Regions from separate parts of the Homo sapiens genome. Here region 2 is linked to region 1. Evidence: chromatin contacts called from ENCODE POLR2A ChIA-PET data. All regions are on one chromosome and are shown on one strand. The core of a region is the stretch at or near the end of the contact, and the rest is flanking DNA. Distances in the headings are between cores, read along the strand shown.

What was found. ChIA-PET counts read pairs that join two places held with the same protein, here RNA polymerase II (POLR2A).
Region 2: POLR2A ChIA-PET joins it to region 1 with 11 read pairs in HEK293. The contact joins the promoter of CBX2 here to the enhancer-like site in region 1. POLR2A ChIA-PET finds 5 or more read pairs at or near these places in 2 of 52 experiments (HEK293 and HepG2).

Annotation. Positions count from the first base shown.
Region 1 is chr17:78,138,772-78,142,495 of GRCh38, forward strand. It overlaps TMC8 (transmembrane channel like 8), which reads left to right. Exons shown (of 16, transcript NM_152468.5): 15 at 391-469; 16 at 2,063-3,724. The coding sequence ends at 2,341. Among named protein-coding and RNA genes, the nearest start is that of C17orf99, 5.8 kb to the right of the region's middle. RefSeq lists enhancers at 83-252, 367-1,006, 2,643-3,724, 3,485-3,564 and silencers at 1,846-2,035, 3,557-3,724. Within about 2 kb of position 1,705, at least 16 of the 41 ENCODE cell types and tissues checked have a DNase peak (open chromatin) inside an H3K27ac peak, as active enhancers do.
Region 2 is chr17:79,774,988-79,782,614 of GRCh38, forward strand. It overlaps CBX2 (chromobox 2), which reads left to right and starts at 3,161. Exons shown (of 5, transcript NM_005189.3): 1 at 3,161-3,320; 2 at 3,397-3,440; 3 at 4,375-4,440; 4 at 6,709-6,814. The coding sequence starts at 3,249. RefSeq lists silencers at 2,966-3,345, 3,356-3,425 and an enhancer at 3,821-4,414.

The DNA.
Region 1 (3,724 bases), core at 455-2,954:
AGGGGGAGGTCCTTCCTTCCATGGGGGTGGTGAGCCTGTGCACCCCCAACCAGGAGCCAGACGCAGAAAGCCAAGGGAAGCAGGGGCCTCTGAAAAGCAGGAACCTCCTGGGCCCACCCTCTGGGCTGCCATGGGGATTGCAGGATCACTGGGGAAGCACCGTGTCTGGGTGGCTGCAGCTGCTGAGCTATTGGTATTGCTGTGCCAGAGGGGAGGGGATGAGGGGCTCTGCGAGGAAGGAGAGGAGGGTCCCATCCTCAGATACAGCAGTGTGCAGTGAGAAGACCCCAGTACCGCGTATTGTAGAGATTGAGGTGGGGAGAGAGGAAGTCAGGGAGAGGCGCCTGTGGCCCCAGGGGCAACTGACCACGAATCCCCTTCCCACCCAAGCCTTGTCCTGACGGTGTGCGTCTCCCAGACCCAGGCCAATGCCAGGGCCATCCACAGGCTCCGGAAGCAGCTGGTGTGGGTGAGTGTCCTCGGGGCTGGTGAGGGGACAGCAGCTTCAGTGGAAACCCTTCCCTATGTGTGGCCGAGGGCCTAGAACACGTCTGAGCGGGTCAGGTGGGTTCTTCCCACTGGAGGGCGTGGCCTCAGGCTGAGAGTGAAGACGGGGAAGGGGAGGAAGAGAACAGCTCGGGCTCCTGAGACCAGGAGCCAGACCTGGTAAGTACATGACCTTAGGGGCTGGGCCTTTGCCTGTAATCCCAACGCTTTGGAGGCCCAGGCAGGAGGATCGGATCACTTGAAGCCATGAGTTAAAACCAGCCTGGGCAACAAAGCAAGACCCTGGTCTCCACCAAAAATAAGTAATTAATTTTTTAAAAGGAGAATGTGGCCGGGCGTGGTGACTCACGCCTGTAATCCCAGCACTTTCAGAGGCCGAGGTGGGTGGATCACCTGAGGTCAGGAGTTCAAGACCAGCCTGGCCAAAATAGCGAAACCCCGTCTCTACTTAAAAAAAAAAAAAAAAAAAAAAAAACCGGGCACGGTGGTTCGTGCCTGTAATCCAGCACTTTGGGAGGCCGAGGTGAGTGGATTGCCTGAGGTCAGGGGTTCAAGACCAGCCTGGCCAACATAGTGAAACCCCGTCTGTACTAAAAATACAAAAAATTAGCTGGGCGTGATGGTGGGCGCCTGTAATCCCAGCTACTAGGGAGGCTGAGGCAGGAGAATCGTTTAAACTCAGGAGGCGGAGGGGCGGAGGTTGCAGTGAGCTGAGACCGCCCCATTGCACTCCAGCCTGGGCAACAAGAGCAAAACTCCGTCTCAAAAAAGGAAAAAAGGATAACATGGCTGAGTGCAGTGGCTCACGCCGAGGCGTGAAGAGTGCTTGAGTTCAGGAGTTTGAGACCAGGCTGAGCAACATAGCAAGACCTCGTCTCTACTAAAAATCAAATAAATGAGCTGGGCGTGGTGGCGCGTGCCTGTGGTCACAGCTATTCCGGAGGCTGAGGTGGGAAGATCGCTTGAGCCTGAGAGGTCCAGGCTGCAGTGGGCTGTGGTCTTGCTACTGCAATCCTGCCTGGGCAACAGGGAGACACCCAGTTTCCACAAAAAAAAAAAAAAATTACGACTTTAGGCTTGGGGCCAGGGGCTTAATGGAGCTGAGGGAGGAACAGTGACCTGGCTAAGGCGTGGCCTCAGGGTGGGGCCTCTACCGGGGGCGTGGCCTTGGGCTGCTTGGGGACGGACTCTTAGCGGGCGTGGTCTAGATCTGCATGGGGTGGGACCCTAGTGGGGCGTGGTCTCAGGGTGCGTTGGGGGCGGGGCCCTTGGAGGTCGTGGTCTCGGGCGGGGACGTGGAAGGAGTGGCATCTGGCTGCGTTGTGGACGGGACTCCTGAGGGCGTGGTCTAGGGCTGCATCGGGGCGGGACCCTGGTGGGGCGTGGCCCTGGGAGGGTGTGGCCTCGAGCGGGGCGTGGCCTCGGGCGGGGCGTGGCCTCTGGCTACTTTGGGTGCGGGCTGGCCCATGGGCCGCAGAGTTGCTGCCGCTGCTGTCCTCACACCCGCTCGTGGGAAGCAGCGCCTGTCGCAACTCGCCACTTGTTCTCCTCACAGCAGGTTCAGGAGAAGTGGCACCTGGTGGAGGACCTGTCGCGACTGCTGCCGGAGCCAGGCCCGAGCGACTCTCCGGGCCCCAAGTACCCTGCCTCCCAAGCTTCGCGCCCGCAGTCCTTCTGCCCCGGATGCCCATGCCCTGGCTCCCCGGGCCACCAGGCCCCGCGGCCGGGCCCCTCCGTCGTGGATGCCGCGGGACTGCGTTCCCCTTGCCCTGGACAGCACGGTGCCCCGGCCTCCGCCCGCAGATTCCGCTTCCCCAGCGGCGCGGAGCTGTAACCCCTACCCCTGCCTCCCCGAAGCCTCCCTGGGGCCCCTTCAGGCCTCCTTACTCCATCTTCCAGACCCCTGGCGACCACCGCCCCTCTCAGTGGCTCCAGGGCCTCCCTCAGAGGTCCCCAAAGATGGACACACAACCCCAGCGGCAGCAGGAAAAACATATGGGAATTTTCTTTCTATATTTTAATCTCATCCCTTTAAAATGTCTATTTTTTATTGTGTTTTTTATAATATACATAATCTATTAGTATAGTATCTCTTGAATGCGATTTTTTCTAGAATGTGTTCTGCTGATTTGTTTTAGAGCCATGAGTGCAATTTATACACATACATCTATTGGGAATGCTCAGAAGTTGTTTACTGATGGAAGTGCCTTCAGAAGAGTCCGGGAACCACTTCCTAAGGAAGGAAAGAGCTGGCCACAGTTAGAGCAAGCCTGCCTGGGGCCCTGCTCTGTGTTCCAGCTGCAAACTGCCTGCATCATCCCTTCCTGTTACTCTTCCTTCACCTGAGACAGTCGAGGCCACAGCGTCAGCCAGGGCCAGAGCTGGGATTTGAACCCAGGCACTCGGGCTCCAGAGCCACACTGCCCCAGTGTGGGGCTTAGTGGCGGCTCCTGGCCCTGACTGAGGGGCTGACTGAAGCCTGGTGAGAGCGTGCTGGGTCAGCCTCTCCCTGGCGGGAATCCTCTCCGTCCAGTCTTCTAACCTAGCAGCCTCACGTCCACAGAGCTGCCTTGTGAAACTCAGCAGAGCCCTGGCTTCCTGCAGAGCCGTGTTCTCCCAGCCTGCTTCATGGCTCCCTGGTTGAGCCAAGCTTGCGGATCCGTGGGGTGAAGGTACCCGCACCGCCTGGGCCTTAGTGGTATGTACGGGCCTGCATCGTGAGCAGCGGGCGGGGGCCCAGGCAGGTGAGGCAGCTGGCCACAAGGGCAGGGCCCGGCCCCCCTCCCAAGGCTGTGTCTGATATTCTTGAGCCTGTTCGAGTTTCCTTTTCCAAGCCTCCTGTTCTCCCACCCCCACCCCTGCCATGCTGCAGTGACTAAATCTGTGGTTCTCATCCTTGGAGAACACCTGAGTAGCTGCTACAAGCTGGCCACAGCCCAGCGACTCTGATGTGGTTGGGCTGGGTGTGGCCAGCAGCCAGGGCATCGGGACTTTTCGAAGCTCCCAGGTGACTCACCGGCAGCTGGGGATGAGAACTGTCAGGAGGGAAGGTCAGAAGTCCCAGGATGCACTTGAAAAGCCTCTAGCTCCACCAGTGACCAGCTCCTGGCTGGACTCCTGGTCTGGACTCAGCATCAGGGAGGCTCTGGCCTCTCGCCCTCAGGGCTGGGGGCTTCTTCACATGGTCATCAAAGACTTGGCCAGTTCCGCCTCTCCC
Region 2 (7,627 bases), core at 1,911-4,410, 1.6 Mb after region 1:
ATTCACATATTACATACACAGAAACGGCGTGACATTAACACAGCTAGCCTGTAAGTCACACCTTAGTCTTGCAAATGTGCAGAGGAGCTGGGGGCAAATTACGACATGAGATATTAAATGTGATGTAAATGTGTGATGTATTCTAAATCCTGAGTGTATCCCATGCAGACCGGCTGGTGGTGGTGTCTGGTTCCTCCTTTTAGCCAACACCGCTGATGGCAGTAGGGAGACAGTGCTTTTAGAAAATCTAAGAGCTGTTTGAAAGTATTTGGTTAAGAAGTAACTACTGTTACCTAGTTACAGCTGCCAAATCCAGGGTCACTGGATTGATCTCAATTCCTGACTTTTCCATTGACTTCAGAGTGAGACATTCTTTGCTTTGGCATCTGTAATTTTCGATCCACAAGCATAGCGTGAAAATACTTATGCTTTCTTAGTAGCATTTCAGACACGAATAAGTTAATACTTGTCCTTATCACTTGCGTAGAAAGGAAATCAGTACTATACAAAGTCTGTACTCCCTGAATGTCTTCCTCTGTGCCTGGATTTTTAATATCTTTTTTGTATGTGTTTTAAACATTCTTGTATATAATTAAGCATAACTGTGAGTGTAGGTAAACTATTCATATTCCAGGATTAATTTATGTAACCGTATTACTTTCATTTAAAATATGTTTAAAGCAGATCCCTCTCATTCCTGTGGACCTGCAAAGTGTCCAGTACAGTGACCACCAGCTACATGTGGCTACTCCCACTGAAATGAATTAAAGTGAAATACAATTTAAAATTCGAGCCTTCAGTGGCACTAGCCACACTGCCAGTGCTCAGCAGTCCCAGGTGCCTAACGGCCACCACACTGGACGCAGTGGAGGGAGGCTCTGTCCATCCACTTCCATCACCCACAGATGGAGCTGCTGCTACGGTCTTATACTACTGGATATCTAGTAGTGCCCACATGATAGTACATACTAACTATCTGTCGAATGAATAATACAATAATTAGTTTTAACTTGTCTTAATAATTCTTAAAATGTGACAGTCAAAACGGAAGACGTCCGCTTGTTTTACACAGTTGGATTAGCTGGGGGTTATTCTTCCCTTCTGCCTATTCCCAGCTTTGTTTTTAGGGAACGTGCCACAGATTTTGGATCACACGTTCACAGAATGTATCTGATTATTTCATTCTGGCCAAATCTGTCATATTTGTTTCTCCAAATGAATTATCTAAATATTATTTTACCCAAACTGTTTGCAGTTGGGTAGATGATGTACATGTTAAACCTTCCTGGACGCTGATTTATTTTTTTCAATGTGTTAGTATCAAATTCTAGCAAATTTATTTCTTAAGCAAAGAAATCATTCCCTTTTCAAAGCCTTCTTTTCTTTAAAAAGAAATCAAGCAAGTATCCCAGCATACCATGAGTCAAAGAGGAAACTGGAAACTTCCAGGGCAAAATCTTAGACCCAAGATGAATTCTGCAAGGAAACGTGATGTGAAACTGATCCAGCTATTTGTAGGATTACAATAAATACACCTTTGCCCTCAACTCCACAATTTACTGCCAAGCTGCACAAGACAGGGATACAAAAGGAGCCGGCGGAGACACTGTTAGCGGATCCCTTCACTCCAGAGGCCAGTTTTATCCCAACACAAGGATTCTTTACTGCCTCTGCCCCTGAGTAAACAAACACCTTCCCCCCAAGGACATTTCCCTTTCTCCTGCCCTCTTTGCAAACAACATCTGAATTTGCACGTACTCTCCAGGAAATCAAATGAATGTAACCTATCTAACCAAAGAAACTGAAGAACACGCCATAAATTGAAAGATCGGTTCCTACAGTTCAGTATTTTCTCCAGTAGGCCTTTCTGTAAAAACAAAAAAACACATTTCTCCTGCAGAACCCTTTATAAATATGGTTTTGATGATCACAATTACATTGAGACAGTCTCCTACAACAAGAAACGACTTTTGGATCTGCTCAACAGAAAGAGAATTTTGCAGCTGTGTTCAAGGAAGCAAGAAAAGCAGAGAGTGAATTTTCATGGAGTTAGACTGCGTTGAGACGAATGAAGCTAAGGCTCAGGTCTCTTTCATTACGTGTTTGACTTGTCCTGATTCAAAATCTAAATAACTTAAAGGGTGATTCTTCATGGAATTCGAATCTTAACACCGGAATAAAAGGGTAGCCTGCTGACGACGATCACAGGGAGGACAAGGGGTCACCCCCACTTTCATAACATGGCCTGACCCTTTTCTGCCGCGGACAATTGATCCGAAGGACGCCGGCTGCCCAGCCCTGGCGGGCCACTACTGACCTAGTCCGAAGTTAGGAACAGCCTTGCAAACCGCCCCCTCCCCCTCCATTTCATCAAAATCGGGGAACAAATTCAGAAAAGGTGCAGCTGGTTTTCTCCCTACACGTGCCCTAAAACTCGGGGGCTGGATCCACTTTTCATAGCTGTTTAATAAGAACTCCGGGCAGTTCGTATTACTTCTTTCTCAGAGTGCTTGGTGGTTTAAGTTAAAGCATTTTCCTCTCTCGCCTTTGGGGGAAAAAGCCTCGGCTGCTGGGGTTTGTGGGCCCCTCCCCCGGACTTCGTCTTCCTTTCCTTCCCCAGCCCCCGACCCGTTTTGCTCTCGTCCAAAACAGAGCGACTCCCCCGCTGCCGAGGAAAAGCCAGTTCAAGAAGCCGGGGGAAGGGTGGGGCCCCGCGTGCCCCGGAGCAGCGCCCCTCGAAGGCGGGGGCAGGAAGCAGCCGCCGCGCCCCGTCCCGCTTCCCTCCCTTCGGGCCAGAACAATGGCTTTTTGCCCGGAAAACGGAGTTGGGAGCAAGGGCGGGCGCGCCCCGGGAATCACGCGGGACTCGGTGGGCGCCCCAGGCCCGAAGTCCCTAGGCACCTCCTCCCCCAGCCAGGGGCCCGCCCGCGCCCCCACCCCCGCCCCCGCCCCCGCCCGGGGCCCCGCGCGGGACCCCCCGCCGGAGCGCGAGGCCCAGCCCGCCGCGGACAATGCGCGCCCCGCCCCGCCCCGCACCCGCCCCCCCTCGCTGATTGGCCCGCACGGGATTTGGGCAGCGCGCGGGGGCGGGCGGCGGGCCGGGGCGCGGGCGCGGAGCGGCGGTGCGCGTGCGCGGGGCGGGCCGGCGCCGGGCGGGGGCGGTGCTTTGTGTGCTGCCGGCGGGGCGCGCGGCGGTCCGGGCGGGTGACTGGCGGCGGGCGCCGCGGTCGGGCTGGCTGCCGGGCAGCATGGAGGAGCTGAGCAGCGTGGGCGAGCAGGTCTTCGCCGCCGAGTGCATCCTGAGCAAGCGGCTCCGCAAGGTGCGTGCGGCCCGCCGGGCCCCCCGCCCGCCGCCCGCTGTCCGTCTGGCTCACGGCCCCTCTTCTCTCCCCGCAGGGCAAGCTGGAGTACCTGGTCAAGTGGCGCGGCTGGTCCTCCAAGTGAGTCCCCCGCGACGCCGCGCCCCCCTCCCGCCCCCTCGCCCGGGGGTGGGGACGTGGAGCCCCTCGGCCGCGCCGTCCGGTGGCCTGGGGGCGCCCGCGGGCAGAGCGGGAAGTTCGCGGGGTCCCCGCGGGCTCCTCCGGCTCTGAGGGGGGCGGGGGCCGCCCGGCCCGAGGTTGCCCTTTGTTTACACGCCCGCGGGTGCAGAGCTGGGCGGCCCCCCGCGCCAGAACCTCCTCGGCTGCCGCGCCGCGCTCCCCCCAACCCCCGTCCCGGCCGGGAGGGAGGCGCGGGATGCAAGCCCCCCTCCTCTTGGCCAGATTCTCCCCGCTGTAACCTGAGCTTGCTATTGATGGATGTAGAGTTTCTTTTTTTTTTTCTTTCTTTTAATGGAAGGGAGGGTGTTTGGCATCCCCGGAAGGGGCTCTCTGCACAGCTGCTCCCGCGGCCCCGTTTCTGCGTCTTCCCGGACCCCGCTCTTTCTTCGCTACCCCTCGAGGTGCCCCGGCCCGCGCGCCACATTGTTCTGGATCTCGGGCTGGGCGCCTGTGCCCCTCCCTGCATGCTGGACCTGCCTTCCCTTCCTCCTCTGGCTCCGGGCCAGGGTTTGGGGGAATCCCTCTCTGCAACTTTGCGTTTTATGGGGGTTTGTTTTTCTCCCAGGCAGAGACTGTGGGAGTCCTCTTGTGGCCTTGTTTTAATTGGGGGGTTGGAGCGGCAGTTTCCCTTTGGGTCTGAGGTTAGAGTGCTGGCTTGGTGGGGGGTGGCCAGCCTCCAAAACCTGGGTTTGGACTTTGAGAAGTGCCATGGTGCTACGGTGCCACTGCCATCGGCCCAAGTCGAGGAGCGGTGAGGGCGAGCCCCCTCGGGCTGCCTTGCAAAGCGGTGATCATCAGCCTGGCGTCTAATGCTGCCCTGTCCTCTGCTTTGCAGACATAACAGCTGGGAGCCGGAGGAGAACATCCTGGACCCGAGGCTGCTCCTGGCCTTCCAGAAGAAGTGAGGACGCTGACAGCACTGGGGAGGGTGTGGGGGAGGGACGGTGGCTGGTTGGAGTCGTGCTGGGCGCTGCTCGCCTGCCGGGAGGCTGGAGCTGGGGCTGTGGTCTGAGGTCCCTTAGCAAGATTGTGTCCAGGGCCATCTCTGTGGCTGGCTGTAAAAGTCCCCAGCCAGCCCCTCTCCCACCTTCTCCTAGCCAGCCTGTATCCATCCCTGAGAAGAACCTAAGTAAGTGCTGCTTTGGTGTTTCCGACAGCCATACTTGCAAAAACCAACTTTTTCAGTTGCTTCAGATAAAGATGTTATAGCTTCTCTTGGCCTTTTCTGCTGAGTAATTTGCACATGGCGCTAACAGAAAACCAGGAGAGCAGGTTTGCCACAGTGACGCAGGTCTGCCCTTCCAGCCCTGCACGCGTGTGCCATCAGGCAAGAAGGCTCAGAGAGGGAGCTGGAACACACAGCACGCAGTTGTGCCTATTGTGATGTCTCTCTCAAGAAAGAAACATTTATTTTGCTCTGGCCTGCAGCATACAGTACCAAGTAGCACCATGAGGCCGGATTGGGCCAGACTTGTTTCTGTAATTCTAGATGTCATTTCTATTTTTAGGTAGGAAGTTTAGGTTAAGAGATAGGCCTCCTTGAGATGTTCAAGGGCAAGGGGTGGTGAGGAGAGGGCAGTGGATGTGCCCACCTGGCATGAAGGGCCAGGGAGTACTGTTCAAGCAATGGCAAGATGGGGGGTGGTTTCACTGACGGCTCCCCCTGGATCCCCTGGCTGGACTTGCCCTGTGGATAGAGGCAGAAGAATTGGTTGCTGGAGTCTTTCCCAGCCAGGGTCAATCTGGACGGTTTGTTCTCTGGTAGCAAAAGGTGCATTCCCTTTTTTCCACTGTAGCGGGACATATTGGGTCTTCCCAGAGGGGTCATGATAATGGGGAAATAGAGTTTTCTGGTGGGGCGAGCAAAAAGAAGAGCCTGTGCTTGCTTAAATCCCTTTGGAAAATCGTAACAGCAACCCATCGTCTTCTGTTAGTTCCTGTCTGGGTGCTGTGAGCCTTGGGGTGGGGGAATGGCTTGGCCCACTTCAGAGGCTGGTGCGCTTCTCTGGATCTAAGACGGTGTCCTAACTGTTGAGAGAGATTGTGGTTTTGGTTAGAGCAGAAACACCTGAGATAAGAAGAGTGTAAAACCCATGGGTGGCTTGGATGACATCGTGGAAGAAAGAAAACAGAGAAGGTGGGACAGCCTTCTCCATCCACCAAAATGTTAGCTCTCTCTGGGCACTAGGAGCTGGCGGTTACCTGCTTGGTATTGGAGGGGGTGGGGGTATGGCCCTTGGCGACGCACAGGATCACAGCAGTCAGTGCACAGGTTAATATTTCAGCGGAGGAGATCCATGCAACACTTCATTGTCCTTTTAGGAGATTTCAGGTTAAGGACCAGCACTTAAGAGTATGAACTTTGCCTGGTACTAATCAGAACTGTGTTGAGGAGGTTGCCTTCCAGGCCCCAATGAGATGATGTTTGCCCAGATAATTACCAGGGCCCCTTTTCTGAAATACAGGCTTTCCCTGGGGGCTGGAGGTTCTGCTAGCACTTCATGACCCTGGAGGTGTGGAGGCTCTTCTGGGGGCGGGGGGGGTACTGCGAGTGGTGCGTGCATTGAGCCTTGCCTGCCTCAGACCTCGGCACCTCTGTCATCTCCCTCAAGAGTAGAGTTTAGGAACAGAGAGGTATTTTTAAAAAGGAAACAAGGAGAGTCATGTGCCAGCAGCCAGGCTCTGCGAGGGCTGGAGGACAGGGCCCACGGTGCTCCTTGCCCGGGTGAGGGTTTTATGCACCAGAAGCTGCCCAGGGGATTGGTGGCATCTCCTTGTCCTGGGCTTCCTTCTCCTATTGAAAGTAAGGAGGTTGGACCGTGTGGCCACCGAGGCCACTTCTGGTTAGAATATGCTAGAATTTCCATGCAGCAGTGCACCTGCAGGAAGCTGTCTTAAGTCAGAGAATACTGGGGCGTCATTGTTTTCCCAGCGTTGCTTTCCTGTCTTCAGCTTGTCCTTAGCCAAATGAAATGGGATGGCTGGTTACTGACCCTAGTGCAAAGAATGGGGTCTGATCTCTGCCTTGGGTATTTGATGATGTGTTTGCGGCAAACAGGATAAGCTATTACAGGCCAACAGGAATAGGGTGCTGGAAGCCATAGAGTCCCACATGGTAGAAGGGGTACGCACAGGGCTTCTCCCCCATTAACTAGTGGTGTGCCTTCAGGGAACATGAGAAGGAGGTGCAGAACCGGAAGAGAGGCAAGAGGCCGAGAGGCCGGCCAAGGAAGCTCACTGCCATGTCCTCCTGCAGCCGGCGCTCCAAGCTCAAGGTGGGTGGCTGCGCTGGGTATGCTGACCCCACCTCCCAGCACCCCCTTGGCGTAGGGGGCAGGCAGAGGGAGGGTTTGGGGCCCTCAGGAAGGGGGTGGCACTTCTGCCAACAGTCTGTCCCTCTACTCGGAAAACAGGAGCCCCCTTTCTTCCTGTCTCTCAGCTTCTGCTGCCAGGGGCCCCAGCCGGCTGAGAGTTCCTCCCCGCCCCTCCCAGGGGCTTCCTGCTTCAGCCTGTCCTGCACGCCTCTCTGCTGGGTGGCAGGGTCAAACTGCTGCAGACAAGCACTCTTCCCTCCCAGGGGGTCCTTGGGGGACGGAAAGGAACAGGAAGCATGCGTACAGTAGGTGCTCATAGGATTGCCGGCTGGATGTGACTCAAAAGCCTAAGATTTGGGGGCTACTCCGGGCCCACCTGCGGGTGCACCTTAAATCGAGGTGGCCACGAAAGGCAGGGCTGACTGAATAGCCAGGGGGTGCCAGGAGGGGCCTTGGAGGAGGGCAGAGGCAGTGTGGGCTGATGATGTGCTTTGGCCTTCTCGGGACTGTCCTGTCACCCCTCCTCGCTACAGTGATGGGCTCACCCCGCCACAGGTATGCATGCGCCCCTGGGGTCCGTGGTAGGGCCCCTCCCTCCCCTGAGGACAGGTGAGGCAGGACAGGATGGGGGAGGAGGGCCTGGCCTCAGTCCCGGGTGTGGCTTTGATTCCCTCCTCCGGGCACTGTCCCTGGACCTTCGCGTGTTGTGGCCACGAGCTCAGTCACTAACTGAACCTGCCTTTCCAGGAGGATTTCCTGAATGAACAGGATTCC